Linked DNA regions of Homo sapiens: region 2 is linked to region 1. A link is a loop called in an ENCODE intact Hi-C map of the cell type or tissue named here. Cell type or tissue: heart right ventricle. All regions are shown on one strand. Each heading gives the region's core, and the rest is flanking DNA. Links, peaks and the distances in the headings are about the cores only.

Region 1 (11,901 bases), core at 2,387-10,386:
TTTCCACACTATGCTTACAGCAGCACTAGTTGTAATAGCCAAGAGGTCAAAAGCAACCCAAGTGTCCACTGACAAATGGATAAAGAAAATGAGGTATATACATACAACGGAATATTATTGAGCCTTAAAAAGGAAGGAAATTCTGACACATGCTACAACATGGTTGAACCTTGAGAACATCTTATTAAGTGAAATAAGCCAGTCCCCAAAACACAGATACTATGTGATTCTACTTACATGAGTTGTCTATAGTAGTCAAATTCATAGAAACAGAAAGTAGAATAGTGGTTGTCAGGGGCTGGGGAGAGGGAAATACAGAGGTGTTAGTTTCATGGGTATAGTTTCACTTTTGCAAGCTAAAAAAATTCCGGAGAGCTCTTCCATAACAATGCGAATTTAACTAACGGTACTTAACTCTATACTTAGAAATGGTTAAGATGGTAAATTTTGGCCAGGCACAGTGGCTCACGTCTGTAATCCCAGCACTTTGGGAGACCAAGCCAGGTGGATCACTTGATGTCAGGAGTTCGAGACTAGCCTGGCCAACATGGTGAAACCCTGTCTCTACTAAAAATACGAAAATTAGCCAGGTGTGGTGGTACACGGCTGTAGTCCCAGCTGCTCAGGTGGCTGACGCAGGAGAATTGCTTGAACCCAGGAGGCAGAGGTTGCAGTGAGCCGAGTTCACACCACTGTACTCCAGTCTGGACAACAGGGTGAGACTCTATGCAAAAAAAACAAAAAAAAAAAACAACAAAAAAAAGGAAAGGGGAGCCAGGCATGGGTGTGGTGGCTCACGCCTATAATCCCAGCACTTTGGGAGCTGAGGCTGGTGAATCACCTGAGGTCAGAAGTTTGAGACCAGCCTGGCTAACATGGTGAAACCCTGTCTCAACTAAAAATACAAAAATTAGCTGGGCGTGGTGGCGCATGCCTGTAATCCCAGCTACTCGGGAGGCTGAGGCAGGAAAATAGCTTGAACCTGGGAGGCGTAGGTTGCAGTGAGCCAAGAATGCACCATTGCACTCCACCCTGTGCAACAAGACAAAACTCTGTCTCAAAAAAAAAAGATGGTAAATTTTATCTTATGCATTTTTTTACCATACACACAAACAGACAAAACTAGAGGAGAGCTAGTTAAAAAAAAAAAAAAAATCACTCTAGCTGCCACTAGGTTTGAAGGGGCTCTGCTAGTGGCAGGAAAGTCTCCTAGCAGGATGTTCTTTTGTCTTGATGAGAAGTGCTGGGGCATGAACAAAGGCAGTGCCCTGGATCCCCAAAGACTGTGAAAGATTGAATTATTTGTCCCTTGTAATATAATTATCCACCCACATCCTTGCCATGGTGGACAGAGAATACTTTCCCACCTTTTGATTTTGTGTTTGGCCATGTGACTTGCTTTGGCCAGTAGGAAACTTGTGAACCTGACATGAGAAGTTTTGAAATGTGCTTGCTCAGTTGGACATGCCTTCTCATGCTGCAGTAATCTGCCATGACAAGAACGTGCCCCATATAGCTGCTGCTCCTTCCTTCTGGGTCCAGGAATGAGTCTCCAGGAACAGGCCATAATCCCTGGGTAGCCGCTGGTCCCAGGAGAACGAGGGACATGCCGAGCAGATCTGAACTCAGCCTGCAGCTTGGAGTCTAGCCTCGATCAACCAAGGTACGATTCAATTTCAGCTGAATTGTACAGCTGACCCACAGGTCATGAGCGTGACAATAAAGGATTATTGTTTGAAGCTTCTGAGTTGTTGTGGTTGTTGTTTCATACAGCACAACGACCCATTTTAGAATGGCACTTAGTAGGCTTTTACAACCTCAACCATTGTTCTGCTGATAGCAAAGCTTTCCATCCAGCAATACTCAACATCCAAACACAGAAGACATGGCAAAAGCAGGGGGGAGTGCTGAGGTGGTTAAGTTCATATACAGAGTGCTGGTGAAAGCACAGGGTGAAGAATCCCTGGGGGTCACTTCCTAGATGGGAGCACAGTAGCCTAATACCTTAGCTGTAGCTTCATCAGTATGTTGGTATGGATCGCTGTAGGAACACGTGATCAACAGCTCTTAGCATCATCTTTTTGGAGTGACTTGAGTCTTGTGATTGAAATGATTCTATTTCTTACTGGTTGGGATTATTTAGTGAAGACACTGTTTGGAACAGATATTATCATTATCCTGTTCCTGGGCCTGTAACCCCAGCACTTTGGGAGGCTGAGGCAGGCAGACCACAAGGTCAGGAGATCGAGACCATCCTGGCTAACACAGTGAAACCCCCTCTCTACTAAAAATACAAAAAATTAGCCGGGCGTGGTGGCGGGCGCCTGTAATCCCAGCTACTTGGGAGGCTGAGGCAGGAGAATGGCGTGAACCTGGGAGGCAGAGCTTGCAGTGAGCTGAGATCGAGCCACTGCACTACAGCCTGGGTGACAGAGCAAGAATCTGTCTCAAAAAAAAAAAAAAAAAGAAAGAAAGAAAGGAAAGGCAAGGAAGAAAAGAAAGAAAGAAAGAAGTCACTACTTTATCATATAAAAATCAATAATAAGTCATTAATGGAAATTATAATCCAGTTGGTGTTTTCTATTTCTTCAATTATAATTTTTTCTTTTTCTTTTTTTTTTTTTCTTGAGACAGGATGTTGTTTTGTCACCCAGGCTGGAGTTCAGTGGTTCAACTATAGCTCACTGCAACCTCAAACTCCTGGGCTCAAGTAATCCTTCTGCCTCAGTCTCCTGAGTAGCTGGAACTACAGGCGTGCACTACCATGCCTGGTAATTTTTTAAAATTTTTGTAGAAACAAGGTTTCACTTTGTTGCCCACTTTGTTAATCTGGAACTCCTAGCCTCAAGTGATCCACCCGCATCAGCCTCCCAAAGCACTGGGATTACAAGTGTGAGCCTCCATTCCTGGCCTCATTTTCTTTTTTAACAGGTGTTTGAATTAATATACAAATAAAGTCTATAAATAGGGCTTGGTTGATAAATCTTAAAACCTGCAAGTTTCCCCTCCGTCTCTTTTTGTTTTGTAATACTGTTTTGTTAAGGAAATTGGGGGATTTTTTTAATTTTGTTTTTGTTTTTTGGTTTTTTTTGGAGACCGAGTCTTGCTATCACCCAGCCTGGAGTGCAGTGGCGTGATATCGGCTCCCTGCAACCTCAGCTTCCAGGGTTCAAGTGATTCTCCAGCTTCAGCCTCCCGAGTAGCTGGGATTACAGGCGTGTGCCACCACACCCAGCTAAATTTTGTATTTTTAGTAGAGACAGGGTTTCACCAGGTTGGCCAGGCTGGTCTCGAACTCCTGACCTCAAGTCATCCACCAGCCTCAGCCTCCCAAAGTGTTGGAATTACAGGCGTGAGCTACCGCACCAAGCTGGAAACTAGGTTGTTTATCCTTGCAGTTTCCCACAGTCTGAATTTGGTTGATTGCAACCCTGTGGTACCATTTAACATGTCTTCTGTCTTCTGTATTTAGTTAGGGAGGCTTGAACAAATTCACGTCCAACTATTTTTTTCAAGACCACCTCCTAGATGGTGATATGTGCTTCCATCAGGAAGCACCTAACTTCTGGTTGTGTCTCATTTTGCAACATCTGCAGCCATGGATGATCATTACTTAAATTCATGAGGAATTGCAAAATAGTGACATTATAACTGTATTATTTCTTATTTTATTAACCTGCATATTTCTACAAAGTGAAACTTGCCCTCATTGATTATTTAGTTATCCTGAGAGATAGATCATATGCAAAAGACATGACAAATATTTAATGCTTTCCCTTTATTTACCAGCTGCCTAGCATCCCCCTAAGGTGAAAAACTAGTTATTTTTAAATATGTGTGAATCAGTGGATTTAAACATGTCTGATTGGTGTCAATCCATTGCAGTTATTAATCTTACTGGTGCTCAAAAAATCTCGCCTTTGGCTGGTGGAAGTGTATTCAGGTTGGCTCCTGTCTCCTTTTGACATGACCCGGGGAGTGTTTCATAGCATCCTATTTTATATGACAGGATATTTATGACTCATTCCTTATATCTCCTGTCCCCAAAATGCCCAGAGGCATTTTTCATCTGGATTGCTTGAAGGTCAGTGATGGCAGGAGGTAGGCTGACTCCCAGTTTGAAGACTTACAGAGCTACATGGACAGTGATGTCACTTGCAGATGTGGGGTCGACATTGAGGTTGGGGGACCAGAGTGGTCAAAGAAGACTGAGAGGGTAGCGGAGTGAGGGCAGACATCTCTGGCCATCCTGCAGGGCCGTGGGGACTTTAGCAGTGCAACTCCCGTCCACAGTAAGGGTGATGGCAGTTGCTGCAGGTGGCCACGGGAGGCTAAAGGCAATGGTACTACGAAGGCCCCAGGCATCTTCAGGCTTCCACATGGTCCATGGCACAAGTCACCACAGACCGCCCAAACCTGGGTTCACTTTCCTCTCTTGGCGCTTGTGCATGAGAAAGCTCCTGTCTTCTCCAAACATGGGTTGGCCCAAAAGAGAGATGTGTGTCCCCTTGTTACAGTCTGCTCAGCCTGCTAGTATAACACCCCAGCCCCCCCATACACACGCCTTTGTGCCTTCACCCCTGCACCATAAAGCACATGTACTCCATGCGTAAACACGTTTACGTATACGATGGTGTGCAGCTGCCCACTCACACGCACACATGCAGTGGTGTAGAGAAGGAGCCTTGGCGGTGCACTGTGGTCAGGAAGGCCTGCACTTGAACCTCCTTCGCTAGGCCATGGGTCTCTGGACCTCAGTTTACTGATCTATAAAACAAGATGTTGGCCTTAATGTCCCTCTGTCCCCAAGGTCCCTGTCTGTCCATGCTGACAATAAGGTTCTAAGTGTTTCAAAGTATATATTCACTCATAGAAACTCTGGGGACAGCCCCTTCCAAGCCTCCCCTAGTCCCCGTACCCACACATTTTAACCAGAAGAAGCCCTATACCTGGAATGCCCAGCCTTCAGGTTGCAACTTGCTTTTCACCTTGACTACAGCACCCGAGGAGACAGAAATGCTCACTGGGTGGCCCCCCCAGGCTGGGGTACTAGGGGGCAGGTGGCTCTGGCTTGGTACCCTCCTTAGGCCTGGATTTCTACCCACTTCCACAGGGCTCCAGCGGGGACAGTAACCAGTCTGCAACGGCAGTGGGCTCTCCCAGTTTGCCTCCCAGTTAGGATTTGCCAACACTGGCCATCTAAGGCCTACTGGGGTCCTTGCAGGTTTCCTGGGGGGATAGGAAAGCTCTGTGTGCTGACTGCCGCCCTGCTGGCCTGCAACCCTGAGCTCAGCTTACCCACTGCAATCGGCTGCCAAGGGGCACTGGATCTCAAGTGCTACTCTATATGAGTGTGTGTTTTGGGAGAAGTACTAGGGAAGAAGGGAAGGCTTTTTTCCATAGAAAGGCATGCGATGTAGTAAAAGTGGGGAAGCTTTGGACACAATCCTGGCTCAACAACTTATTAGGGGTGTCTAATCTTTTGGCTTCCCTGGGCCACACTGGAAGAAGAAGAATTGTCTTGGGCCACAGATAAAATACACTAACACTAATGATAGCTGATGAGCTTAAAAAATTTTGCCAAAAAAATTTTTATTTTATTTTATTTTATATTTTAGTTTTTGAGATGGAGTCTCACTCTATTGCCCAGGCTGGAGTGCAGTGGCACGGTCTCAGTTCACTGCAACCTCTGCCTCCCAGGTTCAAGCAATTCTCCTGCCTCAGCCTCCCAAGTAGCTGGGACTACAGGCATGCACCACCACGCCTGGCTAATTTTTTGTAAAAAAAAAAAAAAAAATTATAATATTTTAAGAAAGTTTATGAATTTGTGTTGGGCTGCATTCAAAGCCATCCTGGGCCGCATGTGGCCCGTGAGTTGTGGGTTGGACAAGCTTGACGTAAATACTATGTGGCCTTGGCCCCTTTCCAGGCCATGGTTTCCTCTTCTGTGAAAAGGGAACCAGTGGCTGGGAAAAGGGAACCAGAAGCCGAAGTGGGAGGATCACTTGAGCATAGGAATTTGAAATCAGCCTGGGCAACACAGCAAAACCTTGTCTCAATTTTAAAAATAAAAAATATATGAAAAAAGGGAACCAGAGTGACTATTTTAGGGTAGTTTTGAGAATTCACTGACATAATGCCTATAAAGCCACAGCAGGTGTCAGCCACACAGTAGGTGTTGAAAAGCTGGGAGCTGCTGCGTTGCTGCTGTCATTATTGACTGGCCTGTTTTTCAAAACAGGGCACAAAGTGAGTTATGGGAGCTCCAGAAAGGAATGCTTGGTTTCAATACTTAGCAAATAATAACAAAAAGAATATTGAAGTATATATAAACATTTTGAGGCCGGGCGCAGTAGCTCACGCCTGTAATTCCGGCACTTTAGGAAGCCGAAGTGGGAGGATCACTTGAGGTCAGGAGTTTGAGACCAGCCTGGCCAACATAGCAAAACCTTATCTCTACTAAAAATACAAAAATTAGCCGGGCGTGGTAGCACGCGCCTGTAGTCCCAGCTACTCAGGAGGCTGAGGCAGGAGAATCACTTGAACCCAGTAGCAGGAGGTTGCAGTGAGCCAAGATCGTGCCACTGCACTCCAGCCTGGGCGACAGAGCAAGGCTCCATCTCAAATAATAAAAATTTAAAAATAAAGTATATGTAAACATTTGAAAACAATGACCATTTATTTCTCTATCTGGAAATATGCAGACTAGCTGAATAGAGAAATCCCTTCCTAAAAATGCTGAATGAAATACCAAAAATGTGTGTGTGAAAGCACAGATAAAAGGGTGTTAAACAGGGAATCAGTCAGAAGCCAGAATAACAAGAGCATGACCCCATCAGGGTGAGCCTGCACCGGGGCCTGTGCTTTCTGAGACCCTGGGATGTAAATGGCCAGTGTGCCAGGCACCTCCTGGGCACCACTTCAGTCTGCTTGGCCCCAGTTCTGATTCTGGCCACTGCTGAGGTGATGAGTGTTCTGTGGGCCTCATGCAGGTGCTGCCTCACCTTGGGCACATGGGGCCCACCCCTCCCTTCCTGTCTGAGTCTCACTGACCCCACAGGGCAGATGCTCTCGGGAATCCCCTGAACCATTATGCATGCGCAGACCCCAAGTTCAGGGGAGTTCATGTCTGTGAGGCCACTCTTGACCAATGATTGACACAAGCAAATACTCATTGTGTCTTTTTTGTATCTCCCATTTCATAAGACTCCTTGGAAGATCCTATGGAATCAAGCACCTATCAGAGGTCCCCTTAAATAATGCGACCTTGTCCCGGGCTTCCCTCTTTCTTTCTCTCTCCAGCCCTCACTCCTACTCCCTGGGATTACTTCCAAAGTTAATTACACAAAAACCTTTGTCTGAGGCTTTGCTTTTAGGGGAAACAAAATGAGGAAAGAGAAGAAAAGACCTGAGGTCTGGTCCTGGGAAGTAGGTTATCAAAGATTTCCTTTCTCCCCCAAATTTGGGACTTCTCAAAAGCCAGTGCCCTAAGGGAGAAATGGGGAGAAAACAACTCAGCCACAGAAGACTTTGCCGTACCCACTTAGCTGTGCTGGAGAGGTAACACAGGCTAAAAAGAAATCCAGTAAAATGCATAACAAGCTGATATTCACACAGAGAAAAGCCCAACATCATATTCCCTATGTGATTGGAAAAACACTAAGCCAAAAACAATTTTTAAGTGGATCTGAGTTGGAAGTACCCCTAGGCGCCTGGCAAAAGCAAACAAAAATCCTTTCTGGAAGAATATATTTTAAACACAGATTCAAAGACTTCCCACAAAGAATTTCAAGGAACATAAGTTCATAATTAAACATCAATAAACTCAAAAAGAAACAAACCACAAGGGCATGAGTCAGCAGAAACAACGAATAACAAGATGAGACCCACAAATACTACATAAAATAGAATGATGAGATGCAGGATAGAAAATAAGTGTTTCAGGCCGGGCGCTCGGCTGTAATCCCAGCACTCTGGGAGGCCTGGGCTAGAGGATTGTTTGAGCCAGGAGTTCAAGACCAGGCTGGGCAATAGAGTGAGACCCCATCTCTCTCTCTCTAAAAAAAAAAAAAAATACATATATATACACATATATATACACACACACACGGAAAAATATATATTATATATTATAAATATATATTATATATTATATATTTTTATATATTTATAGATTATATAATTATAATATATAACTATATATGACATATAATATATATTATTATATATATATTTATTATATATATAGAGAGAGAGATGGAGTTTTGCTCTTATTGCCCAGGCTGGAGTGCAATGATGCAATCTCGGCTCACTGCAACCTCCACCTCCCGGGTTCAAGCAATTCTCCTGCCTCAGCCTCCGAAGTAGCTGGGATTACAGGCATGAGCCACCACACCTAATTTTGTATTTTTAGTAGAGATGGGGTTTCTCCGTGTTGGTTAGGCTGGTCTCGAACTCCTGACCTCAGGTGATCTGCCCACCTCAGCCTCCCAAAGTGCTGGGATTGCAGGCATGAACCACCATGCCCAGCTGAAAAAAAATTTTTAATATGTTTAAAGAAGTGTAAAACGGGCCAGGTGCGGTGACTCACAGCTGTAATCCCAGCACTTTGGAAAGCCAAATGGGTGGGTCACTTGAGGTCAAGAGTTAGAGACCAGCCTGGCCAACATGGCAAAACCCTGTCTCTACTAAAAATACAAAACTTAGCCGAGTATGGTGGTGCGTGCCTGTGATTCCAGCTACTCAGGAGGCTGAGGCAGGAGAATTGCTTGAACTCGGGAGGTGGAGGCTGCAATGAGCCGAGATGGTGCCACTGCACCCCAGCCTGGGCAACAGAGCAAGACCTTGTCTGAAAAAAAAAAAAAAAAAGAATTGTAAAGCGATACTGAAAATATGGCAAATAAACTAATTAAATTAATTAGGCATATTTGAAGATGAACCAAATAAAACTCTCAGGAATGAAACTATAATTATTAAGATTTAAAACCTCAAAAGAGGTTGGGTGTGGTGGCTCACACTTGTAATCCCAGCTCTTTGGGAGGCTGAGACAGGTAGATCACTTGAGGTCAGAAGTTTGAGACCAGCCCGGCCAACATGGCAAAACCCTGTCTCTACCAAAAATACAAAAATTAGCCGGGCATAGTAGCCGGCACCTGTAATCCCAGCTATTCGGGAGGCTGAGGCTTGAGAATCACTTGAACTTGGGAGGCGGAGGTTGCAGTGAGCCAATGTCACGCCACCACACTCCAGTCTGGACAACAGAGTGAGACTGTCTCAAAAATAAAATAAAATAAACAGTTTAAGAAATTACTAAAAATTCAGCAAAGAATGAAAAAATGGTGAAATATGAAAGAGAAGTTAAAAGACATGGAAGAAATCCAACATTTATTCCTGATGAAAACCTCTCAGCAAACTAAGAACTAATGGGAATTCCTCAACTCAATGATGGACATTCACAAAAACCCTACATCTACTGTCATATTTTATGGTAAGAAACTGAATTCTTTCACTCTAAGTTCAGGAAGAAGCAAGGATACCTCCTCTTAACACACCCATTCAATATTTTACTAGAGGCCCTAACCAGTGCAAGAAGTCAAGAAAAACAAATAAAAGGCCTACAGACTGGCAAAGAAGAAACAAACCTGTTTCTGTTAGCAAAATACATAATTGCCTTTATAGAAAATCACAAAGAATCTACAAAAAGCTCCTACAATGAATGACTTAAGCAAAGTTATGGGATATGAGGTCAGCATAGAAAAACCAATTGTGCCAGTGGGGCTATGGGTGGCCCCTTTTCTCCTCAGTCAGGGCTGGAGGCCAAGATCAGCCTTTGAGGATTATCAGGGCTGCCACAAGCTGGGCAGCCTTGTTTTCCTACCTCAGACATTTGTAGAAGGAAAAAAAAAATCAATTGTATTCCTATAGATTAGCAATAAATAAATTGGAAATTTTGAAAAGTACCATTTAGAACTGCATAAGAAACAGATTCCTACTTTGTAAAAATCTAACGAAACATGTGCAAGAGCAGTATGCAGAAAACAAAACAAAACCGATGAGAGAAACTAAAAAATATCTACATAAATGTTTATAAAGTAGAAAAATCAACATGGTTAAGTGACAAACTCTTCCCAATGCAACCAACAGAGTTAATGCAATACCAGTCAAAATCCCATCAGGGTGCCAGGTGTGGTGGCTCACACCTGTAATCCCAGCACTTTGGGAGACCAAGGTGGGCAGATCACTTGAGGCCAGGAGTTCAAGACCAGCCAAGTGATCTGCTCTGTTGTCCAGGCTGGAGTGCAGTGGCGTGATCTCAGCTCACTGCAACCTCTGCTTCCAGGGTTCAAGCGATTCTCCTGCCTCATCCTCGAGTAGCTGGGATTACAGGTGCACACCATCATTCCTGGGTAATTTTTGTATTTTTAGCAGCGGCAGGGTTTCACCATGTTGACCACGCTAATCTTGAACTCCTGACCTCAAGTGATTTGCCTGCCTCAGCCTCCCAAAGTGCTGGGATTACAGATGTGAGCGACTGTGCCCAGCCTTATAAGTAAATTTATAATTTACATAATTTAAATGCTTATGCTGCAATGGGAGACGAATCAAATATCAATAATCTAAGCTTCCACCTCAAGTAGTTCAAAAAAGAAAAGGAAATCAAACCCAAAGTAAGAAGAAGAAAATAATAAAGATAAGAGCAGAAATCAATGAAATAGAAAAAAACAATAGGCCGGGCGCGGTGGCTCAAGCCTGTAATCCCAGCACTTTGGGAGGCCGAGGCGGGCGGATCACAAGGTCAGGAGATCGAGACCATCCTGGCTAACACGGTGAAACCCCGTCTCTACTAAAAATACAAAAATTAGCCGGGCATAGTGGCAGGCGCCTGTAGTCCCAGCTACTCGGGAGGCTGAGGCAGGAGAATGGCGTGAACCCGGGAGGCGGAGCTTGCAGTGAGCCGAGATTGCATCACTGCACTCCAGCCTGGGCGACAGAGTCAGACTCTGTCTCAAAAAAAAAAAAAAAAAAAAAAGAGAGTTGGTGTTTTTTTGTGTTGTCTTTTGAGACGGAGTCTCGCTCTGTCGCCCAGGCTGGAGTGCAGTGGCGCCATCTCGGCTCACTGCAAGCTCCACCTCCCGGGTTCACGCCATTCTACTGCCTCAGCCTCCGGAGTAGCTGGGACTACAGGCGCCCGCCACCACGCCCAGATAATTTTTTCTGTATTTTTAGTAGAGACGGGGTTTCACCATGTTAGCCAGGATGGTCTCGATCTCCTGACCTCGTGATCCACCCGCCTCAGCCTCCTAAAGTGCTAGGATTACAGGCGTGAGCCACCGCGCCCGGCCTTTTTTTTTGTTTGCTTTTTGTTTTGTTTGTTTTTGAGATGAAGTCTCACTCTGTCGCCAGGCTGGAGTGCAGTGGCGCAATCTCGGCTCACTGAAACCTCCCTCTCCCAGGTTCAAGTGATTCTCCTGCCTCAGCTTCCCGAGTAGCTGGGACTACAGGCATGTGCCACCATGCCCAGCTAATTTTTGTATTTTTAGTAGAGACGGGGTTTCACCATGTTGGCCAGAATGGTCTCAATCTCTTGACCTTGTGATCCGCCTGTCTCAGCTTTCCTAAGTGCTGGGATTACATGTGTGAGCCACCGCCCCCAGCCCAAAAGTCGTTTTTCTTTTTTTAATGATCAACAAAATTGACAAGCTTTAATAGAGACCAAGAAAAAAAGAGAGAATACACAAATTGCCAAAATCAGCAATAAAAAAGGGGACTTCACAATAGACTATTTACCAAAAAACTACTGCTAACTTAATACTTAATGGTGCAGACTGAATGTTTTTCTCCTAAGATAAGGAAAAAGGCAAGGACATTCTCTCTCCCCACTCTTACTCAACATTACCCTGG
Region 2 (11,901 bases), core at 1,547-9,546, 55 kb before region 1:
GTGCCACCATGGCTCACTGCAGCCTTGAACTCCTGGGCTCAAGTGATCCTCCCACTTCAGCCTCCCAAGTAACTGAAACTACAGGCATTGGCCAGGCGCGGTGGCTCATGCCTGTAATCCCAGCACTTTGGGAGGCCGAGGTGGGCAGATCACGAGCTCAGGAGATCGAGACCATCCTGGCTAACATGGTGAAACCCCGTCTCTACTAAAAATACAAAAAATTAGCCAGCCGTGGTGGCGGGTGCCTGTGGTCCCAGCTACTTGGGAGGCTGAAGTGGAAGAATGGCGTGAACCCTGGAGGCGGACCTTGCAGTGAGCCAAGATCGCGCCACTGCATTCCAGCCTGGGCGACAGAGCGAGACTCCGTCTCAGAAAAAAAAAAAAAAAAAAAAAAAAAAGAAACTATAGGCATGTGCCACCACACCTGGCTAATTTTTAAAAATTTTTTGTAGAGACAAGGTCTCGCTCTGTTGCCCAGGCTGGTTTCAAACTCCTAGTGTCATGCCTTTCTTACTGGGTGTGGTGGGAAGATCTTGAATGAAACGCAACTAGCACGGTGCTTGTCTGCTTACTCACTCTCATCCTCCAAAGACAGAGCTGGCCTTCCTCTCTGGGGACAAGTGCCCCTGGACAGCCCCTAGGGATGGCTGAATGCACAGATCGCCCAGCTAGTTCCCCTCCCTCCTCTTTAGCCCAGAGGAGGAGGTATTGGGTGGGCTGCCCCCACTCAAAGTAGTTTCATCGCTTACTGCCCGGGACCTCACCTGCAGGGTCATCCCTGTTGGGCACCCACCTCCCTTCCACCCCATCTATCCTCTACCTGCTCAACTCCTGCATCTGCAAGGCCTGGAGGGTCTCTTGCTCCCTGCCCCCATTTTCCCATCTTTGTCCTGAACCCCACCTGCCTTCTCTTTCACAATCCCCTCTCTTGCCAGGGTGTGGCTCCCATGTGGGCCTGTGGTCCACAAGCCTACCCAGTTCCCTTCATCCCCTCTTCTGCTTTCAGGTCCCCAGCCCAGGCTGCCTCCATCCCACCCCACCAAGCTGGAAGACCAGCACAATTCAGACAGGACTTGTGTCCCAGCTACCCCTGGCCCCTCAGTTTCCTCATCTGTAATTTAAGAATAAAAATGCCGGCTGGGCACGGTGGCTCACGCCTGTAATCCCAGCACTTTGGGAGGCTGAGGTGGGTGGATCACGAGGTCAGGAGATCAAGACCATTCTGGCTAACATGGTGAAACCCCGTCTCTACTAGAAAAAAATAGAAAAAAATTAGCCGGGCATGGTTGCGGGCGCCTGTAGTCCCAGCTACTCCGGAGGCTGAGGCAAAAGAATGGTGTGAACCCAGGAGGTAGAGGTTGCAGTGAGCCGAGATCATGCCACTGCACTCCAACCTGGGCGACAGAGCAAGACTCTGTCTCAAAAAAAAAAAAAAAAAAGAAAAGAATAAAAATACCATTCGGGTGCAGTGGTTCATGCCTATAATTCCAGCACTTTGGGAGACAGGAGGACTTCTTGAGCCCAGGAGTTTGAGACCAGCCCGGGCAATATAGTGAGACCCTATCTGTACAAAAATTTTAAAAATTACCTGGGTGCGGTGGCATACACCTATGGTCCCAGCTATTCAGGAGGCTGAGGTTGGAGGATCACTTGAGCCTGGGAGGTCAAGGCTGCAGTGAGCTGTGATCATGCTACTGCACTCCAGTCTAAGCAACACGGCAAGACCCTGTCTCAAAAAAACAAAAACACAACCTATGTTTTGGTGTATTGTAGGACTAAATTAGAAAACCTATGTATCAGTCGGGTGCAGTGGTTCGTACCTATAATCTCAGCACTTTGGGAGGCCAAGGTGAGTGGATCACCTGAGGTCAGGAGATTGAGACCAGCCTGACCAACATGGTGAAACCCCCTCTCTACTAAAAATACAAAAATTAGCTGGGTGTGGTGGCAGGTGCCTGTAATCCCAACTACTCAGGAGGCTGAGGCGGGAGAATCTCTGGAACCCAGGAGGCGGAGGTTGCAGTGAGCCAAGATCATGGCATTGCACTCCAGCCTGAGTGCAATGAAAAAAAGAAAAAGAAAACCTATGTATCTGGCATACAGGTCAATATAAACAACAGGAAAGGATGGATAAATAAATGAACTAGACCTGGAGTCTGCTCCCCCATTACAATGTCCCTATGAAGCCCCACTTTTAGAGGCAGGCTGGCTGGGGGAGGTCAGCCGAGGGTGGCTCAGAAAGAGGGAGGAGGCTGACTCAGGTGCCAGGATGAGGCCTTGGGAGGTCCAGCGGGGCTTTCTCTGACTCAGGAAGTCTAGAGCAGTAGCCCAGGGCCTGCCCTGTGCCTGGGACCCAAGGTCCTTAGCTTTCAGCAGAGGATCCATGCAGGACCACTGCCAGCCCAAAGGCACCACTCTCTGCAGACAGAGCCCCGGGCCAGGACACCTGACTTGGGAGGAGAGCATGTGCTGGATTTCAGGAGCTAGATGCTACTCTGGCTGGACATCCTGTGCCTGGCAGGAATCTGGCGCCCCTAGTGACTCTGAGGATGGCAAAGGGGCTTATGTTTCTCCAGGCCAACTCCCCACTCAGCAACTTGCCCAGTGCCCATGGCCTCCAGGCCCGGTCCTCCCCAGGCTTCATGCCCCCTCACCCCTTAGCACTGACTGTCTCAGCACGGATGGTCATAAAGCAGGGTTGATGTTAGGCTTTGACCAAAGGTCAGGAGATTGAGAAGAATGACATCGCAGCTCAGCACAAGCAACGGGGACGATTAAACAGTAGCCGTCCTTGTTTGAAAACCCATCAGAGCTGTTTCCTGTGCTGCTACACCCCACTCAGGTCACAGCTTGCTGACGCCTTCTTGGGTTTCTACCCACCCCCATTCCTGTTTGAAACGCCTGTTCTTTTATTCTTATTTGTGGCAATTTAGCCCTCCTGCCCTGCCTCTGCAAATCAGATAGGTCTCCATTTCGGAGCCCACTCAGGCAGCTTGCTAAACTAGGGGCAACTATCAATGCAGGCTGCAACTTTCAACTACAGTTTATCTTTGAACAAGCTGCACCCATTCTTACACAGTATTCCCTTGTCCACCCACACAGACACATGGACAAAGGATGGTAGAAAGATTTATTCTTCTGGAATTTTTTTCTTCTTCCTCATGCATTTGGTCACTTTCCCATCTCATGTTTAATTTGTTAAAGCCAATCTCAGACACTTTTTGGATCATGAACACCTGTCACAGGTTTATCATAAGTTGGGAACAAGTTTAGGAAAACAAAAGGGAACAAGTTTAGGAAAACAAAACACAATCGAGTCCTCCAGCATTGCGGGAAAAGCTATGTCATGCAGTGATTTGGAGCACGGATACTGAGCCAGATGGCCTGGGTTGCAATCCTGGTTTTGCCTCTTTGTAGCTGTGTGACCTTGAGCAAGTTTACTTAACCTCTCCGTGCCTCAGCTTCTCACTTGTGAACAGCAGATAATAATAGCACTCACTTCACGGGTTTGTTGTGCCTGAAATCCAATTTAATCCAAATTACATGTATTAATTTTAATTTTAATTTTTGTAGGGGGAGTGTCTTGCTGTGTTACCCAGGCTGGTCTTAAACTCCCAGCTTCAAAAGATCCTCCCACCTCAGCCTCCCAAGTAGCTGGGATTACAGATGCACTCAACCACACCCAGGTAAATGTTTTATGTTTTGTAGAGACAGGGTCTCATTATGTTGCCCAGGCTAGTCTCAAACTCCTGGGCTCAAGCAATTCTTCCGTCCTCAGCCTCCTGAGTAGCTGGGATTACAGACGTGAGCCACCGCACCCAGCCTTAAATGAATTAATACATGTAAGATCCCGGCCAGGCACTGTGGCTCATGCCTGTAATCCCAGCACTTTGGGAGGCCGAGATGGGCAGATCACGAGGTCAGGAGATGGAGACCATCCTGGCTAACACGGTGAAACCCCCTCTCTACTAAAAATACAAAAAATTAGCCAGGCGTGGTGGTGGGCGCCTGTAGTCCCAGCTACTTGGGAGGCTGAGACAGGAGAATGGCGTGAACCTGGGAGGTGGAGCTTGCAGTGAGCCGAGATCGGGCCACTGCACTCCAGCCTGGGGGAGAGAGCGAGACTCCGTCTCAAAAAAAAAAAAAAAAAAAAAAACACACACACACACACAAAAAAGCATGTAAGATCCCCAAAGCAGTGCCTAGCACACAATAAGCATGGTGTGAGTGTTGGCTGTTATGAGCAAGTTTATATAGGAGAAGAAGGAGGAATGTTAGATAAGGTTGTTTAACTATGTACAGGTCTGGTTAGCTTTACAGGGCTGTAAAGCTGTCACATTCATATCAGCTGCAGGGGTTAAACCTGGGTCACACCAACCGGGACCATCCCTCTAAATTGCCAGGTGTGGGCTGTTCATCAGAAATACCAACTACAGTTTGTTATTTTGTTTTATTTTTTCAGGGGCCTTAGGGTAGCTTACTTTCTCAGACCTTAGCCTATATCCCTGAATGATTATCAGGAAAATGTTTTAATCCAGCAAGGCCTAGGGAATGGGAGATGGCAGAGAGGATGGGAGAGCAGGGGAGCCTGTTCCACCACAGCCAGATGGTGCTTGGCAGAGCAGGAAGAGGACTCTGTGGCCACTAAGCCGGGAGGTGCTGGGCAGTGAGGCCCGGGATGCATCTGTGGTCCTGGGCATGGGAACAGCACTCGGTGCAGTCATAGTTCCTGGCTGCTGGCCACACTGTCTTCTGAATCCTTGGCCCACACAGAACTCCCTCCTTGAGTTCTCAGAGCCCTGGCCAGCCCCAGAACCCTCTGCCCAGCTTTCTGCTGGCCTGACTGTCCTGTGGAGGAGGGGAAGCAGGACTGCAGGAGGATGTGGCCAGACCAAGTTGGAAGCCAAGAGGGGCTTGGCAGCTCCCCGAGGGCTGGCACTGCGCCCCCTCCTCTTCCACTCTCCACTGCCCACGCTGCTCAGGACTCGACACAAGAGCATTCAGTTAATAGAGATGTGGTGGTGTTGCTTGGGAAAAGCCAACCCAAAGACACAAGGTCACCTGACATTTAGCAATGCTATTCAATGGAAATAAAATAGGAGCCATATGTTATCTGAAATTTTCTAGCAGACAGTAAGGAGAAACAGATGAAATCAATTTTAGCAATATATTTAAGAGAACCCAATTTATCTAATGGAACCCTGTGTTACCATTTCAATATTTAATCATATACAAAATTATTAAGATATTTCACATTCTTTTGTTTCATGCTAAGTCTCCTAAATCCTGTGTATATGTTACACTTACTGCCCATATCAATGTGTACTAGCCCCTGCAGGAGAGGAAAAAACTTTTCCTCTACACTCTCTTGTTCTGTGATTGCAGCTTTCGAATTAAACTGACAAAAGACAGATTAACAGGAGAAGAAGTTTATTATGTCTGCATACCGTACCAACAAAGGACGTAGCTGGCTGGTTAAATAGAGTTGAAGGCTTATATACCTAACTTAGTAGGGAAAAGGGAGGGGAAAGAAAGGGCTTCTGTGGGAAAAACAAATAGGTTTCTTTAGCAAAGACAAATGGGGTTTTAAGAGAACCGACAGGTGATAAAGTTTGTGAAATATTTGTCTATATAGGTATGAGTGGTCGCTCTGTCTTCTTGGGGCCATGAAACTACCCCTATGACAGAGTTTATGGTAGCCTTACTTCCCAGAAGTTACTGCTTTTTGTCAGATAAAGGAAGCTCCTAGGAGGCTTTTTTCTGCGTCTGTTGAATCTCAAATGTCTTCAGCTTAAAATAATGTTTATGCCAACTCTGGGGCTCCTAGTGGGTTCCCACACATTTCAAGTGCTCAACAGTCATATGCGGCTACCTTATCAGATGGTGCAGGTGCAGAATCATTAAATCATGGAACCCCAGGGCAGGACAGCTCCTGGAGACGCTGGCAAGCATGCCCTCTGCCACCTTCTTCCCCGTGCCTAGCCCGTACTCTGCTTGAGTGTCCCCAAGCTGGGTGCCCACGACCCCTGCCTCCCCCGCAGCTTCCTCCAGACCAGTGGCTCAGGCTCCGTGGTAGATTGAGTTGTTGATGTTGAGCAGAAATCTCCCTCCCGCCTAAGTGGGCAACCCAACATCTTTCCCAAAGCACTGGCACAAACCCGCCGTGAGGGTGGCTGGCAGGAACTATTGTTGAATTTTACCTAGAGGGTCCGTGTCCAGCAGCAAGTGGGGACAGGAGAATGCTAGGATACAAGGTCGTCCTTGCTGTGCCTTGGCCCAGCGAGTGGTCTCCATGTCCCCTCAGAGGGAGGGTGCATTCTGGCACGTGGCTGAGCGGGTACCCACCAAAACCCTAACGTAGAAAGCCCGGCTCCAGTCACAGCCTGCCTGGGACTGGCCCTGGCCCTGGCCCTGGCTGCCGCTCTCCTTCCCCCAGCTGAATCCTAATAGGAGGCACAGAATCCTAATACAGCCTCCAGGTTTCACAGATGGGGAAACCGAGGCGCGGTTCCCGCGCGTCCACGTTCAGCCCATGCCCGGGCTGAACCCAATTGCAACAAAGTCCCAGGGGCCTCCGGAGAAAACGTGGGAGCCTTCCCGCCCTGGCGGGCCCTTGCCAGCTCTCTGCTTCTCGGACACAGGCGGCGGGCGGGCGCGGGCCTCAGGGACCCGGCCGCTGGGGCGGGAGTCTCCAGGGAACCGTGATGTAACCCAGCGCCCCGGCTTGCAGGAGCGGCCCCCAGGCGCCGCCCGTGGCTTGTTTACTCGACTAGGGGCGCGGGGTGGAGTCGCGGCCACCGGCCCCGCCCCACCCCCCACAGTGCCCGCCCCTGCACCTCCCCCCAACCCCTCCACCCCAACGGCTGGACGGAGCCCCAGGGGCTGTTGGAGGCTTGCGGGTGTTGGTCCTGTTTCTGCCTTAGATGTTCCAAGACCTGGCGCAGTGGCCGAGCCACACGGGTGACTCTGAAAGGGCCTGAGTCCCCCACGAGCTCTCTCAGTCACGGCCCCCAAAGTAGCTCAAAAGAACATTCCAACGAAGTAAAATCCCGGAGCTTGCTATGCCTACGCAGCCTCAGGACAAGGGCCCTCCTATCCGGTCCCCCAGTCGCCGCATCTTCCCGGCCTGTCTCCTGCTCCTGTCTCCTGTTCTGTGATAGCCGGCACCGTGGGGAGCCCTTTTTTGGACTCCCCAAAAGTCTGCCTCAGGGGACAAAAACAGCATTTCCCAGGGGCTCTACTACTCCTGGCACAGAGAAAGAGAGTTTGCTCTTGGCTAGGCAAAGTTAACACCCTGAAGGGCTGAAGGGCAGAACTGCTTAGGGGTTGGGGCTCCTCACTTAGGGCAGCGATTCCCAGTCCTGGGCTCTTTCCAGCCCCAAGCCAGGGCCTGGCTCACTGGGGCCAGTGGGGAACAGCAGGGCTCCCTGCACACACAGCACCCTCTCGAACTGGGCTCTCCAGCCAGACACAGGCCTCCCACCCCTAGGGGAGAGCAAGAACAAGGCAGTGTGTGGCCAGATGGTAATGGATGGGAACAGATCTAGAGGGTGCAATGCTGATGCCAGCAAAAACCCCAACAGCTGTGACCTGTGCCCACTGCCAGGGTTTTCTCATCTAGACTCTCCATTCCCTGGTGAGGCAGGCAGGCTGCCTACAGATGAGGGAGCTGAGGCTCAGAGAGAGCAGGGGAGCCTGAGGTCACCCTAGGAAGTTGGCGACAGCTGCAACTAGGACCTAAACCCGTGTGCTAGTCTCTCATGCGCTTTTTTTTTTTTAAATAGACAGTACAATATGAACATACTTCATGCAATCTTGAGAGCCCAAGAGCCCTGTAACTGGGAGCAGTCCAGGAGGGCTTCCTGGATAAGAGGCCAGGCCTCAGCTAGATGAGGGAGGAGGGGCACGATTTGGAGAGAGAGGTGTGAGGTGAGAAGGCTTCTCTGAGGTGGGAAATAGGAAGAAAGGGGATGGGCTGGGTGGGATAGCACTCACCTGTAATCCCAGCACTTTGGGAGGCTGGGGAAGGGGATTGTTTCAGACCAGTTTGGGCAATATAGTGAGACCACCATCTCTACCAAAAATTAAAAATGTGGCACATGCCTGTGGTCCCAGCTACCTGAGAGGCTGACATGGGAGGATTGCTTGGGCCCTGGAGGTCAAGGCTGTAATGAGCCATGATCGTGCCACTGCACTCCTGTCTGGGTGACAGAGTGAGACCTTGTCTCAAAAAAAAGAAGAAAGGGGAGGTTAACCTGGGAAGAGAACAGCCCGGGAGCTGCAGGAAGTAAGGGTGCAAAAGATCTCACCAAAGAAGAGGGTCTGGGGGTCAGTCAGGGAGGAGGCCAGCCAGGGTCAAGAGAAGTTCCTGGGGAGGGGGTGTGGTGGGCAGATGCAGGATTGGAGACTACTGGTATTGGGGGCAGCATTTCCAGTCCAGCCTTCCACTGCAGACTCTAGCATTTCCCAGCCCTCTGGCTTTGGGTATGTTATCTTCCCTCTGTGGGCCTCAGTTTCCTCATTTATAAGATGGAGATCAGCTCCCCACGCTGCCCATGGCTGAGAAGGTGCTTTGTGACTGGCTTTACATACTTGAGGGTGTGAGGGACTCATATACCAATGTGACGGATAGGCTGGAGTCAGGGGAGACCTCTCCATGGGGCTTCTCCCTGCCATGTATTCCCTGCCCTTACAGAGAGAGGCCTCATACACTTGTTCCCTCCAACTCTGCCGGCATGTTGGGGAGGCCCCTAGGCTTAGTAAATATTTGTGTCTCTGCTCTAGTTGGTGGCTGCTGGAACATTCTGTCCTGCTTCTCATTCATCTAGGCTTCTGCCTCAGGCTGTGAAGTTACTGCAAGAGATCAAGAGCCCAGGGTGGGAACTTCTAGGTCCTTCGCCAGCCCCCCTCCTGCCTACTCCTGAGCCCCAGTTTATTCCTGGAGTTCAGAACCCTGTGCGAGGCCCTGTGCACTTTGGGAGGCTAAGGCAGGTGGATCACCTGAGGTCAGGAGTTCGAGACCAGCCTGGCCAACGTGGTGAAACCCCATCTCTACTAAAAATACAAAAATTAGCCAGGCGTGGTGGCATGTGCCTATAGTCATAGTCCCAGCTACTTGGGAGGGCAAGGCAGGAGAATTGCTTGAACCTGGGAGGTGGAGGTTGCCAGTGAGCCGAGATTGTGCCATTGCACTCCAGCCTGGGCAACAGAGTGAGACTCCGTTTCAAAAAAAAAAAAAAAGAAAGAAAGAAAAAAAAAGAAAAAAAAAGAAAGAAAGGAAAGGAAGAGAGAGAGAGAGACATGTGACTCTAAAGAACCTCTCTGGGCATGGTGGCTCATGCCTGTAATCCCAGCACTTTGGGAGCCCAAGATAGGAGGATTGCTTAAGCCCAGGAGTTTGAGAACAACCTGGGCAACATAGTGAGACCCTATCTCTAGTTTTAAAAAGAACACCTCTCCTTTTGCTGTGAGAAGAGCTAGGACATTGGGTCCGAATGTTAGCTCAGTAGCTGGCCTGATGTGTGGTTTTGGTTGAGTCCCACTACTTTTCTGAGCTTATTTCCTCATTCCTGAAAAGGTGGTGAAATGGTTTGGACCAGTGCCTGGCACTTACTAAGCTGTTTTCTTCCTTAGCCTTCCTTCCATGCCTCTGCACTGTCTTCCTAGAAGTTTGGGCCTGCCCTATTTAACCAATTAAATTAACAAGGATAAGAAGTTTCCGACTTTTATTGGGTACTCTATACAGTGCTATGCTGGTAAATGTTAAAAACCAGCTCTACATACATTTTTTTAAAGTTCTAGGCCAGGCGCAGTGGCTCATGCCTATAATCCCAGCATTCTGGGAGGCCGAGGCAGGTGGATCACCTGAGGTCAGGAGTTCAAGACTAGTCTGATCAATATGGTGAAACCCCATCTCTACTAAAAATACAAAAATTAGCTGGGTGTTCAAGGTGGCACGCACCTGTAGTCCTAGCTACTCAAAAGGCTGAGACAGGAGAATCACTTGAATCTGAGAGGCAGAGGTTGCAGTGAGCTGAGATCACACCACCGCACTCCAGCCTGGGCAATAGAGTGAGACTACATCTAAAATAAAATAAAATAAAATAAAAGTTCTGTTTTGCAGTGTTTGCCCTATTTCCGTGCTGTTAATACTCACCATGGCCATTTCTTTTTTTCTTTTTTTCTGAGACAAGTTTCGCTCTTGTTGCCTAGGCCGGAGTGCAATGGCAAGATCTTGGCTTACTCCAACCTCAACCTCCTGGGTTCAAGCTATTCTCCTGCCTCAGCCTGCTGAGTAGCTGGGACTACAAGCGTCCACCACCACACCCAGCTAATTTTCGTATTTTAGTAGAGACGGGTTCGCCACATTGGCCAGGCTGGTCTCGAACTCCTGACATCAGATGATCCACCAGCCTCAGCCTCCCAAAGTGCTGGAATTATAGACGTGAGCTACCGCGCCCGGCCCACCGTGGCCATTTCAAAGCTACCAACATGACATCACAGAAAGTGAACTGTGACCTAGTGAGAGCTGGCAGGCCACAACACAGCACTGCCTGTGGGATTTGCTATATAATTTGCAAGGCCCAATACAAAATGAAATTGCAGGTTCCCTGTTCAAAATGCATGGGGGAATGTCTTCCCTTTTTTCCATGATGCCTCTCACAACCTGTCATGGTGTTGCGTTTTTTGGTAATTTACACTTAATGTTCTTACTCCCTCCAGCTCGGGACACGCACAGGGCAAGAGCGGACCTTCACAGATCGGGGAGGTGGCACATGTGGAACCTAGTAACTACCAGGCTCCCCGTTCCAGCAGCCACCAGACAGACTTATTGGGAAGTAGAGGCAGGCATCTTCCCTTCCTAAAGGCCCACAGTCCCAACTATGTCCCAACCTCGTAGCCAGGAGGCACTAGGGACTGGGATAGGAGTGGAGAGAGGCTCACCCTCCCTAAGCCACCCACTGAACATGGCATATTGCTGCCAGCCTGGGACAGGACGGCCACCACCTGTCCGCTCTGACACTGTGGGGTGCATGTACTTGGCCCTGGCGCACCCACCCCCACCCAGGCCCTCAAGGGAGCAAAGGGTGGCAGTGTTGCAGGGCAGGGGTGACAAGGGGGCTGGGTGGCACTGGGGCACCAGAGGTTGAGGGAGTGGATAGCCAAGAACTCATTCCAGGGAAGCATGGAGGTGGCAGGAGGCATGACCATGCTTCAGGCCAAGATTCCAAGCCCTCAGCACGTGCTACATGACCCCATTGGACTTCACTTACAAAAGACAAATTTGGCTGGGCATGATGGCTTACACTTGTAATCCCAGCACTCTGGGAGGCCGAGACAGGTGGATCACCTGAGGTCAGGAGTTCAAGACCAGCCTGGCCAAGATGGTGAAACCCCGTTTCTACTGAAAATACAAAAATTAGCCGGGCATGGTGGCACGTGCCTGTAATCCCAGCTCCAGCTACTCAGAGGCTGAGGCAGGATAATCATTTGAACCCAGGAGGCAGAGGTTGCAGTGAGCCAAGATTGCGCCACTGCACTCCAGCCTGGGTGACAGAGCAAGACTCTGTCTCAAAAAAAAAAAAAAAAAAAAGACAAATTCAAAGTTAAATTACGAAGAATTTCAAAGTACTGCTTGGTCCTAGTGCATTCAACCAAGCTTGGTTGGGCCCTTCCAAGTGCAGGGCTCTGTCTGTGGGCTGCACTGAAGGGGGCCTTACTATATGTGTTATCCAAGTGAGATAAGAATGGGTGGGCAGGTTGGCTGGGCATGGTGGCACATGCTTGTAATCCCAGCACTTTGGGAGGCCGAGGCGGGTGAATCAGCTGAGGTCAGGAGATCGAGACCAGCCTGATTAACATGGTGAAACCCTGTCTCTACTAAAAATACAAAAATTAGCC

What was found. Peaks named below come from ENCODE experiments on the same cell type or tissue, not always from the same donor. Only the 100,000 strongest peaks of a DNase experiment are listed, where the experiment ranks them.
Region 2: a loop joins it to region 1, with 2.9 times the contacts of the local background. A loop is called at or near these places in 12 of 110 quality-filtered maps.

Annotation. Positions count from the first base shown.
Region 1 is chr15:75,119,523-75,131,423 of GRCh38, reverse strand. It overlaps LOC124903530 (a long non-coding RNA gene), which reads right to left and starts at 488. Exons shown (of 2, transcript XR_007064721.1): 1 at 238-488. It also overlaps LOC124900369. RefSeq lists enhancers at 1-228, 399-458, 499-688, 10,403-10,903. In heart right ventricle, for the core only: no CTCF peak of the experiment used is centred there; a DNase peak (open chromatin) is centred at 5,923; H3K27ac peaks cover 1,543 bases.
Region 2 is chr15:75,173,476-75,185,376 of GRCh38, reverse strand. No RefSeq gene overlaps it. Among named protein-coding and RNA genes, the nearest start is that of C15orf39, 22 kb to the left of the region's middle. RefSeq lists enhancers at 7,745-7,844, 7,401-7,960. In heart right ventricle, for the core only: CTCF peaks have their summits at 6,540 and 6,745; a DNase peak (open chromatin) is centred at 4,743; H3K4me3 peaks cover 1,398 bases; H3K27ac peaks cover 3,530 bases.